Regions from separate parts of the Homo sapiens genome. Here region 1 is linked to region 2. The links are chromatin contacts, found by Hi-C or POLR2A ChIA-PET in ENCODE. All regions are on one chromosome and are shown on one strand. The core of a region is the stretch at or near the end of the contact, and the rest is flanking DNA. Distances in the headings are between cores, read along the strand shown.

The links. Hi-C counts contacts between places; a loop is a spot of excess contacts on that map. ChIA-PET counts read pairs that join two places held with the same protein, here RNA polymerase II (POLR2A). Pooled maps may share reads with other maps.
Region 1: a map of PC-9 shows a loop between it and region 2 (9-fold over the local background). The contact joins the promoter of WNT11 here to the enhancer-like site in region 2. A Hi-C loop is called at or near these places in 10 of 168 maps with a recorded cell type or tissue (Caco-2, GM12878, HepG2 and 7 more), 13 of 37 single-sample maps with no recorded cell type and 16 of 50 pooled maps. POLR2A ChIA-PET finds 5 or more read pairs at or near these places in 2 of 52 experiments (B cell and Panc1).

What each region holds. Positions count from the first base shown.
Region 1 is chr11:76,202,235-76,208,134 of GRCh38, forward strand. It overlaps WNT11 (Wnt family member 11), which reads right to left and starts at 4,268. Exons shown (of 5, transcript NM_004626.3): 1 at 4,091-4,268. The coding sequence starts at 4,173. RefSeq lists silencers at 4,181-4,420, 5,401-5,620 and an enhancer at 4,725-5,392.
Region 2 is chr11:76,150,250-76,155,957 of GRCh38, forward strand. No RefSeq gene overlaps it. Among named protein-coding and RNA genes, the nearest start is that of WNT11, 53 kb to the right of the region's middle. RefSeq lists enhancers at 1,708-2,588, 2,240-2,329, 3,230-3,289. Within about 2 kb of position 3,207, at least 13 of the 41 ENCODE cell types and tissues checked have a DNase peak (open chromatin) inside an H3K27ac peak, as active enhancers do; they include GM12878, PC-9, Panc1 and 2 more, where a contact is called at or near this core.

The DNA.
Region 1 (5,900 bases), core at 3,018-5,517, 53 kb after region 2:
ATGGCGATGAGAGAGACCCTGATGCCCACATCTGTGCTTCTGGGATGAGGAGGATGCTGATGAGGGCTGCGGGCTGGCTTAGGGACTCAGTCTTGCCCTGGAATCCCCATGCTTCTGCATCTGTGGACCCTGCTGACCCTGAGGTGGGAGAACAATTGAGTCGAGGAGATCCTGTTCTCCCAACCAGACCTTTGTCCCTCCTTTCCCCGTGTCTCTTTGGGCTTTCCTGGGCCCCACCTCATGCTGGTGCCCATGTGGCAGGGAGGATGGAGCAGGACCCCAGGCTCTAGGCCACCCAGGCAAGCCCAGCCTCTCCCCAGGCTTCCGTCTACTCCCCTGGGGCAACCTTGGGGAAGCTCTCCCTCCACGACTCCTCAATTAACTCTTCAATTAGGCACCAGGTCTAGGAACCGGGGAGAGGTCTAGGAACCTCGGAAGTGCCCCTTCTTCACCAGCCATCCCAGCTTGGGGCTGCAGCTGCCCGTTCAGGAAGAAGAAGCCCCTGGGGCCCCACAGCCTGAGAGTCCTCCTGTTCTCTCCCTCCTGGGCTTTGTCCCAGGACTCCAGAGTGAAGAGGGACTAGTCCAGCCCTTGTCCTCACTGTATAGATAGAGAAATGGAGGCTGATGAAGGGCCTTGAGCCTGCAGATCCAGTCCTGCCTGGAAATGACACTGGGTCCCCTTCACACCTGACTGCCCAGACCTCAGAGATGGAAGCCTGTCCCCTTGGCCTCACACATGCTGACCCACCTGTGCAGCCCATCTTGCAAAGGTAAAGCCCTAACAGGCCTTGGTCTGATGCTTCTCAACCAAGAAACCAAACGGCAGCTGCCACAGCATCATGAACTCCCACTGTGCAAGTGGGGAAACTGAGGCCCGGAAAGGGCAGGGCTTGCCCAGATCTGTACGCAGCCAATCAGAGGCAGAGACAAGCTAGACCCCAGGCCTCCTGCATCCTGAGGTAGGGCTCCTTCTACCTCTATCTTAGAGCTGAGGAAACTGAGGCTCAGAGAAGCTAAAGCGATTGACCTGCAGAACTCAGGCTGGGCCTTGCAGTCCCAGTCTGGCGCTCCTTCCACCCTACTCTGCAGCGCCATGGCCCTCTAGAGCCTCCTGGCCCCACCTCCGTGGGAGTGGCAGGTGTGGGACTGCCCAGGGAAGGGGGCGGCCTTTATGGATGTTCCCAACCGGCCTGGGCCTTTCCTCTCACCCCACCGCTTCCGTGGTTCACAGGAGAGTGGGACTCCCCTCAAACCCTCCCCCTACCCAGGAAAGCCAAGAAGGGGGTGGACAGCCCAGACCTGGGACCCCGAATACTTGAGGGGCTGGGAGTCTTCTGGTGCCTGGCCTGGGTGGAGGTAAGGTAGGGAAGGATCCCCAGGTTATTTCTGGGCAGGTGCCTCTATGGGCAGCCAGGTTCTGATCCCCTCTCCCCAGCCCCCATCCCACCAGCTCAGCCTGCGTCCCAGGCACCCACCAGGTGAGCATTCCAGGCCACTGGGCCATGTTGGCTTTCAGTTCCTGTGCCAAGTGCCCCTTTCATCTCCAGCTCACTCTCCAAAGCCCAGGCCAGCGGAGGCTCCTGGGTGAGTCCCCGGCTTTCCAGCCTCACTGAACACTTCCCTGCTCCCAGCTGTGCTGGGGCTCCCTGTGCCCAACAGTCCACAGAGCTAGGCAGCTTAACTCAAATCCTGCCTCTACTACCTCTGAGCTGTGACACCCTGCTAGGTAGAGTCCCCCATCTCTGTGTGCCCCAGTCTCTGTTTCCTCTTCTGTGCAACGGGGGTAATAGCAGCACCCACCTCACAGGGTGGTTGGGATATTTAAATGGAACAATATACATAAGGCACTTAGAACGGCACCTAGCACAAAGTGAGGCCATGTGTGTGTAGACATATATGTACATATACATAGATATATGCACGTGGCCTACACACGTGTATCTATATATACACATGCATACACAGATCGTTGTTATTCTTAAACTCCACCCCTTTTCCCACCTCCCCCTCTATCTTAAACTCTAGCAAGACTTTAATCCCCTATTGCTAGACTATCAGTTTCTCATAGGAGTGCAGTATGATCTAACTTACATGACCCAAGCTCTCGGAGCAGCGTCTGGGGCACTTAGGAGTAGGCTCTTGTGGTGCCTGGTTTCTCCAGGTCTCCCCGCATGCGCTGTTCGGCCTCCAGGCTTCTGCTCGTGCTGTGCCTCCCGCCTAGGACGCCTGCTTTGCACTCCGTCTCTGACCATCCAAATCCTCCCTGTCCTTCCAATCCTGGCCTATGCATCTCCCTTAGATAGAACTGATCACTCCTCCTCTGGGCTGCCATGCTCCCTCTGCTAGGACACAGACCATAGTCCACTTTGTATTTCTATATGTCCATCTCCCCCAAGAGCCTGGGGGCTTATTTAAGGCACACAATGAGTTGTACCCATTTCTGTGGCAGCCTGACTTTGCAGTGGGGACAGAGGACATGGACGTCAGGTTTAGCCAGCCGTCCATCCCACCACAGGCCAGCGTGGGGGCTTGCGTGCATCATGCCCTTTGCAGGGTCTCGGTGTTCCCACTGTGGAGCAGGGATGATGGCAGTGACCCCACAGGACTCTTATGGGCGGCAAATGACACCCAAGCCCACTGCAAGGCCTCTGACGCTCCTTCAGCCAATCCTCTCCTTCCCTGGACCTTAGTATCCTTATCTGTAAAATGGTGGCGGTGGATGAGAGAGCTTGGACTCGCTGATCGGAGGTCCCTGCCAGCTGGAACAGTGCTGGGTACCCCATTGCAAAAGGAAGGTGGCTGGTTTCTCACAGAACTCCTCAGGGACAGCTGGGAAAAGCTAGTGCCCAGGGCTGGGAGATTGCTGAGACCAGGCTTCTTGTAAACAAGAAAGGCAGGAAGACGGGGTTCCCTCCTCGAATCGTCAATTAATCAATAACTTGGCCTGAGAAGGGGCAGGGCCAGTGACCTCCAGACTGTTTGCTGGCGGCGCAGCCACTATCACCCTGTCTTCCAACTAATTCACAAACCCTTTGCAGCGCCCTCCCCAGCCCCCACAACCTGCCCCCTGCTGTCTTATCTGCAGGCTCCCTGCCCTGGCCCCAGATTCCAGACCCTTGTCCTGTCCTGGACTTTCCCTCTCAGGGAGCCCCTCTGCCCACAGCGTCCTCTCCATTGCCCGAACCAGCCAACTCCCAGCAGCGCTTCAGTCACCAGAGGCACAGCCTCGGAAAAGCTTCCCGGTGTCTCACATCTGTGTCCCCACCAGGTGGGCTTCCTTCCTCTAGGCCTCCAGATTCCCGCTCTGGTTTCTCCTCGGGCACTTGGACACTTGTGGAGTTATTTACAGCCTGGGCTTATCTCTCTCAACTTAGAGCGCAGCTCCTCCGGGAAGGGGCTGGTGTTTACTCCTCTCTTCACCACCCCCAGCCCCCTGAGCAGGCACTCCCTTCAGCTCGGCACCAAGCCTCTCTCTCCCTCCTACCCCTGCGTGAATAATTTCTATCTAAAGGAATGCCCTGCACATGTGCACAGTGGCATCTGACAGCTTCTGAGGTCCTTTCAGGAGCCTCTTCTCATCTGATTTGAGGGAGGTGGGGAGTCTCACCCTCCCGTGACAGAGGAGGACAAGGAGGCCCCAAGAAGTAGAGTGACACTTTCCCAAGGTCGCCCAGGTGGAGGGGTCAGGAGTGTCTCAGCGGAACTCCCGCTAGGGTCAAGGAGACTGACGGACAAGGACCGCTCCTGGGCTGGCCGCTCTGGATTGCGCCCCCTGAACAGAATGTCTTTTTCCATCTGCCCCTGCGGAGGTGGCCAGAAACTCCGTGGCCCTTGCGCCACCGTCAGCTGCACAGGACCAGGCGCTTCCATTGTGGTCCACGCCCGTCTCACTCCCTTTTCGCAAGCCTGCGGGAGGCAGGGACATTTTACAGAGGAGGAAACAGAGGCTGAGGGATGACTTGCCCACGACCGCCAAGCCAGCTTAGGCTCCCGGGTCTTGGTGCGCTCGCCCCATCCAGGGGACCCCAAAACGCCCTCCGCCGCCCCAGTCCCTGGCCTGTGCGCGTGGACGCGGGGTCCCTACTCACAGCCACTTGATGCCATAGCACACGCCGGTCTGGAGCGCCAGGGCGAAGAGCAGCGCCTCGCAGACCTGCGGCCGCGCCCTCATCGTCGCGCGGCGGGCGCGCCCGGGGTCACACCCAGGAGGAGCCGCGCCGAAGTCCTCCGCCTGCACGGCCGCCGCTGGTCCTGCACGCCGCCTGCAGCCGGGGAGAGCGGAGGCGGCGGGTTAAGGCGGCGCGCGGGCGGGGGAGGCGTTTTATTCAAATTACAAAGGAGGGGTCGGGGCCCGGGGAGGCCGAGCGCGGCGGGCGTCCCCTCCCGCTCCGCCCGGCCGGGGGACGCGTCCCGCGCCTGGCTCGAATTAGGCGCGGCCGAAGGCGTGTCTCCCAGCGTGGCCCCGGGCCCCAACGCGCCTTCGAGCCCCTCTGGCCGGGGCAGCCGGAAGGAGGGACAGGAGGCGGCAGAACCGGAGACCCAGGAGAGACCGGGCAGACACAGCGAGAGGGAGAAGGACGCTCAGAGGACAAGGCTGAGAGCCACGGAGACAGAGGGGGAAACCCGGACAGACGCAACCTGGGACGGAAAGGAGAGGAATGAGGAATCAGGAGTCCAGGCGAGGCAGCAGAGTCGAGGACCCGGAGCTGGGGCTTATCCCTGCAATATTGAGCATTAGTTAATAGGGCCTCGGCAATTCTCCTTCCCAAACGTGTTTCAGTTTACCTCCTCAGTAAGCTGGGGCAATTCGGGCACAATTCCGCTTTTATAAAGAACGTTCCCTGGCCGGGCAGGGTGGCTCACGCCTGTAATCCCAGCACTTTGGGAGGTCGAGGCGGGCGGGTCACCTGAGGTCAGGAGCTCGAGACCAGCCTGCCCAACATGGCAAAACCCCGTCTCTACTACGAATACAAAAAATTAGCCGGGCGTGGTGGCGGGCGCCTGTAATCCCAGCTACTCGGGAGGCTGAGGCAGGAGAACCGCTTGAACCCGGGAGGCGGAGGTTGCAGCGAGCGGAGATTGCGCCACTGCACTCTAGCCTGGGCGACAAGAGCGAAACTCCGTCTCAAACAAACAGACAAACAAAAAAAGTTCCCTAACACGATCGCATCTGCTCCTCCCAGCACCCCGTGAGATAGGCACTATCGCTGCCTCATCTCACAGATGAGGAAACTGAGGCACAGAGGTGGGGTTCAGCTAGGGAGCGGCAAGCCGGGTGTCCGGCGAAATCAGGAAATGGGGCTTGCTCGGGGCCCTGCTTTCTCGGTGTGGGAAGGGGAGGATGGGAAACGGGATGGTAGGGCTCTTTGTACAGTGAGGATTCCGAGTCTCCAAGTCCGTCTTTAGCCGCTCCACTTTGGAGGGTGGGAGTGGAAGCATGCGGGCTGGGACTGGGCAGCCCCGCCTTAGCGAAGCGGGGAAGCTCGCGGGGCTGGCGCGGTGTTGCCTCTGGCCTCCAGGCGGCGCCCTCGGGCCGCGGAGGAGAGGCTGCCCCGCCCGCCCGCAGCCCGCGGAGCAGCTATCTCCGCTTTTTTTCTCCTTCACTTCATTCTCACCTCATTAACTCCCTTCCCAGCTTCTCCCAAATTTACCAACACCTGGCGTTCGCCCGGAGTCAGACACAGCCCCAGCCCCTCTCCCCTCGGGAGGAGCAGAGACAAAGGGATTCCTTTCTAAGGGTTTGGGGAGTTGGAAAAGGAGGCGCCCACGGTAGTGGGGGCGCTGGAGCAGAAAAGGGACGTTCTTATCTGGCTCTGTGAGCTTGGGCAAGCCCTCAGCCACCCCAGCCTCGGTGTCCCCTTCCATAAGAACGAGGAATGGGGCTTCGCCGTGCGTCCC
Region 2 (5,708 bases), core at 1,957-4,456:
CATGGTGAGGACAGCAAGGAAGGGTGGCCGGGCAGGAGTGGGCTGAGCTGTCCATCTGCATGGGTGGGAGGCTGCAGGCGAATTTCCCGCCTGGCCCCTGAAGAGGGACAGCCTGGGATGGGGGCCTGACTGGAGTGACTATTCCAGGGTACAGGCCAGGGCAGAAGGGGCACCATGAAGGTGGCTTGGAGCTTCTTGGGCCTTTTGAAGGAGATTCCTGAGGTTTATGGGAAGGGGTGGTTTGCTGCCCCTGAGTTCAGCATGCCTGGATTATAATCACCTCCTCCCCAGGCGCTCTTCAGCTACTCTTGTGCCCTCTAGCCCACTCTCCACATGGCAAGCACCTGACCTGTCCTAAACACAGCTCTCACCCTATGAGAACTGTTACATAAAAGAAAGCAACATTTACTTACCTTTGCTATATGCATTGTACACACTAGTTAACTGGATAGTTGGTGAAGGGAAGTTTCTCTTATATAAATATTCCAAGTAAAAAGATTCAGAAGGGATCATAGAATTAGGCTGTCAGCTCTTCGCAACTCCTAAATAATGAGCACGTCTAAGACAATGCTCATCAATGGCACAGAAAGGCAGGCAACCAGACACCTGATGCCTCCTGATGGAAAAGCACACACCTTTGAAATAGCCTTGGCATAAGTTTGACCCTGAATATAATGAAGCATCTATCCGTGCTGTCCAAAGACAGCAGACACCAGCCACATGGAGTTCTGAAGTCATTGAACAGTGGCTAATCCACATTGAGATGTGCTATGAACACAATCCACACTGAACTGCAGAGACTTTGTACAAAAAAGAATGTAAATTCTTTTGTATTAATTTTTATATTGATGACGTTAGAATGATAATATTTTGAATATATTGAGTTAAGTAAGATACAATTAATTTCATCCATTTCTTTTTGCTTTTTAAAATGTTACTACCTGAAAATCTAAAATTACATATGTGACTTGCACTTGTGGCTCACATGATTTACTATTGGGTGGTACTGCTCTGGATCTAACTACCAGTTTATGGGAAATTCAAAGGGCAGATGAGCCTTTAACACCAGGAAAATGCAATCAGAAAAATCCAGACGGTTGGAAACCCCGCAGGACGAGCCACCTGGTTTCTCCAATAAATATATTGAAAGAAAAAATACATAGAAGAAGGGAAAACCTATTAACAAGAGACTCAAGAGACATATAAATCAATCCCATTATGAACCGTGCTTGGTTCCTGTAAACTAAACAAACTGAAAAAAAGAAATTAAGGGACAATCAAAATGGAAGCACTGACTAAATATGATATGAAGGACTTGTTATTTGTTTAGGTGTGATAATAGCATTGTGGTTTTGGTTTTTTAAGTCTTTGTTGCTTAGATGCATAGAGAAATATTTACAGATGAGATGCATCTGTCTGGGATTGGGGATAGGGTGTGAATGGGGTGTGGAGGAAACAAGATTGGCTATGGATGATGGATGACAGGTGACTGGAGTCCGCTGTGCCTTGTGGCACACACCCTGCCCTCCAGCCAGGTGGATGCACTTGCCATTCCCAGAACGCCCTGCTCCTGCAGCCCTGGGGCCTTTGCCGCCATGATGTCTCTGCCTAGAATCTTCCCCCCTAACCCACAGCAAACCTCTGTCCACCTGTATGCCAGAGCTCAGCTACCCTCTTCTCCTCTTTGAAGTCCTCTCTGACGTCTTCCCCACTCTCCACCCACCCACTCTCCCTCCTTTGTGTTCCCCCACTACCTGTGTGTGCTTCCAGCACAGCCCTTCCTACATGTCCCTACGTGTATGTTTCCCTATCTGTCACCTTCAGTAGCCCATGAGCTCCCACGGGGCAGGCGCGGGATTTTAAGGCACAGCTTGTGCTCAGGAAAACTGGATAGATTCGTCTTGGTGTGTTGAGTGTCCATTTTACAGAGGAAGCAGTTGGGACCCGGAGAAGTTAGTCTTGGCTAAGTTCACAGAGCTAAAAAGTGACAGAGCTAGGACTTGAAATCAGGACCTTTGAGTCACGTCTCTGCCTGACCTCAGCCCTGCGGGCCCCGTTCCCGCCATTCCTTCCTGCCTCTCACGTTGACTGGGCTCCCCCTGTCGGTCGGCACTGGCTGAACAGCCATGGAGTGGCGCTTTGGGGAAACCACGGGCGACCAGGAAAGATCTCAGGCAAGCCTCGGGTAAGTGAGCTGTAAACTGAGACCTGAACCCAGACACAGCCCATGCCAGGCCGAGCGAAGAGCCTGTGCAGGGGCTTGGAGTAGAGAAGAGCACGGCTCCTGTGAAGGATTCAGAGGCTGGAGCTGGGCGATGGGCCACCGCGCGGAGGAGGCGCGGGCGGTGGTCCGAGTTCCTCAAGGGATCTACAGACGGCGCCCCTCCTACCCAGGGTGTTTCCTGATGATTGTATTTTGTATTTCAGCGTTGATGATTTTTTTTTTCACTACTTCACCCCCTCCCAAACGCCCAAAACTGCCTGGTGATTTTTTTTTTTTTTTTCAAAGTGCATCCTGACCCCTCTGGCTGCCTCCATAGACTCAGCTTTAGTCCCGGCCCATCCTGCTGGCACAAGGAAGCCACCGCATGTGATGGGGTGTAATTTACAGCCACAACCCTAATGTGCAGAAATATCACTTTATTTCCCCGTAACTGTCCTCACCCGAACCTGTTTTGGCCGCTGGCAGCAAAACGCTTATCTGACCACTTCAAGGCAACTCATTCATCTCTAGTTAAAGATTATCCCCTAGGGGGTAAATGCTCAAATTCCCCAAATTTCCTGACCTCACCCCTTCTGGCCCCAGGGACCAGGCTTCAGGCAAGTGTCTCCTGACCTGCCCGTGGTGTGGCTCATCTGGGTGTCAGGGGCCGGCCCCACTGCAGAGGCCCTTCCTTGGTTCTCACCCTGGGACCCTGTGCCCCAGGGCAAGGCCCACTCGGCTCCCTTGGGGCTCAGCCACCTAGCCCACTTTCCCTCACTGCTGAGATCAGGCCACCTGCATGGACTTCTCTACTCTGCTGGTTGGCTGTCCTGCACCCTGAGGAACACGGAGGACTTCTATGAAGGCTTGCCTGGCTCTTCCTGGCAGGCCTTGGGCAGTCAGGTCCCTGTTTCCCATTTAGAACCCAGAAGGGGACAGGGACCGGAGAGGAAGTGCTTCTCTCCAGCTCCACGAATCTTTTGACTTTGGGCTTCCTGCCTTCCAAATAGCCCCCACTGCAGCTGTTCACACCTTCACTTCCTCTTTCAAAGGTGAGAAGACTCCTACATCATCACCAGCGTGTATTTTTCTCTCCTCTATGGCTTTTGTTTGTTTGCTTGTTTTGATGGTTGTACATTCAAAGTCCTCCAGGCTCTGTCTGGTCAGAAGTCACACATCCTCTCCTTGCTCAACAAAGCCTGGCCTTGTGGGGAAAGCTTGGCTTTCCAGACAGGCAGCATTTCAACTCCCTTTATCGTTCTGGGCTGTATCCACTCTGCCCTGGAGGCAGTAAATGGGGGAATTGGTGAAGGAGTCAAAGGAATGACTAACACCCCAGCCTCGGCTGCTGCTCTCACTGCCACAGAGCAGGGACAGAGCAGGCGACTGGACGCACGAAGCATTCCTGCTGAGTGAAGTCCCAGGGATGTTGGGGCCTGCAGCCCAGACAAAGGAGCCCTAGAGATTCGGAGGGAGAGAAATAAGTTGTCATTGACCTGTAGTGTGGGCATGTTAAAGGCTGAGGAACTGGCAGTGTGGCATGTGGCAGGATTGCCAGGGTCACAGGATAGACAGTGATTTAGTTTCAGCAAAATATCATCCACCACGTTAATATTGCTAATATGAATTTAATTGGCTTAGTAGTTTTGTGTGGTTTTAATTTGTAAACTTGTTTTGGTTTAATGGTTGTGGGAGAGCTATAGACCTTAGTTTATATTTAGTTTTTAGTTTGTAAAATGTTCTCGAGAGTGAAAATGGAAGAATGGAACAGTCTATAATAATTCTTCCTTGCAATTCATCATCCGTCCTCCACACCACCCGGAAAAAACAGGACCCAGGAGGACATGGAAACAGTCTTTATTTCAGGGTTGTGCCATAGCTGCCCACCCTATGAGAGGAGGTGGGAAGCCCTGGGAGGGCTGGCTTCACCCGTCCCCAACCTGGGTCTTCCTTCTAGATCCTTGGGTGCCCTTTGTGGCTAGGCCCTCTCCTCTAGACTCTCTGGCCCCTGAACTATTTCCCCTGATGCCTTTAACCCCTGGGTTTCCCTCCCTCTTTGAGTTCAACCTTTTCTTTTCTTTTCTTCAGCCCCTGGAGGGTCCAGGCTGTGGAAGGGGCTGTGGCTCCTGTTGGCAGCGCATCCACCAGACAGACTCTGACCATTTGCAGCGCCAAGTGGGGTCCCTCCTGGCCTCACTGTGCCCAAAGTGTTTCTGTCTCTCACTCCACCACGGCTGCATTCCCAAATGCCCCCTCTGACTTCTGGGTTCAGTGTGTGCCAGGCTTCAGGAAAGAGGGGGAGAAGGAAAAGATCCCACCTTGGCACAGACTTCTTTAGGCGATATTACAAAGAAAAATCAGGTTTCAACCTTAGGGGGTCTCTACAGGAATTTTTAACCTTGAAATAATCCCTACATTATTTATTGTATGGTGTTGTAGGCCTCACTAGGGAATTTTTACTTGATCTTCAGTGCAATGGGAAACTTTGGAAGGGCTGTCAGCATGGAGAGTGACATGCTCTAGCATAGGTTTTCTTTTCTTTTTTTTTTTTTGAGACGGAGTGTTGCTTCGTCGCCCAGGCTGGAGTGCAGTGGCACCATCTCAGCTCACTGCAACCTCCGCCTCCCAGGTTCAAGTGATTCTCCTGCCTCAGCCTCCCCAGTAGCTGGGATTACAGGGCACGTGCCACCACACCCAGCTAATTTTTGTATTTTTAGTAGAGACGGGGTTTCACCATGTTGGCCAGACTGGTCTCAAACTCCTGACTTCAAGTGATCCACTTGCCTCAACCTCCAAAAGTGTTGGAATTGCAGGTGTGAGCCACCGCCTGTGGCCAGCCTAGGTTTTCAAAAGAGTGCAGTGGGAGAAACTTCCTGTAATGGCAGTGGTATGACGTGGCTGCATGAATTGTCCTGCAGATAGCAATTATGGAATCTAGACAAAGTATTAAAAAAAAAAAAAAGTATGTAAAGCCCCTGGAAAGTGTCTTAGAAAGACAAAAGCCGGAAAAAAAGTTTACTCTTGAAAAATGGCAAAGAGAAGAGGTAAGAATCATGGCAGCACTCTCACACCCCCGAGGCTGGAGCAGGTGGTAGAGAGTAGAGTTCAGAACTGTAAGGGCAGCTGGAGCATCAAAGGGGACATCCTGGCAGTGAGATAACTGCAGGAGGCCTCAGGCCCGAAACCCGAGCACAGATTCTGTCCAAATATTCCAATGCTAGAGGGCCTGGTGAAAAAAAACAGGCAGGAACTGGAGATAAGTTACCCTCGAAAGACAGAGCAGCTCTGGACTGGGTAAAATATGTGAGTGTCCTGCTTTTTGAACAGTGAGTGAATTTCCCAACCTGTATACAGCGCAGCCAGCAGAAAGTGAAAAGTCTTACTGCCTTGAGGTATCAGAGAACAGAGTCCAAGCCTGGTAGAGCAGCTGAAAATTTAGGGGAAAATCCACAGAAGCAAGGGAACCATCGAAAAGTGAGCACCAAAATCTGAATGTAAACTTCCC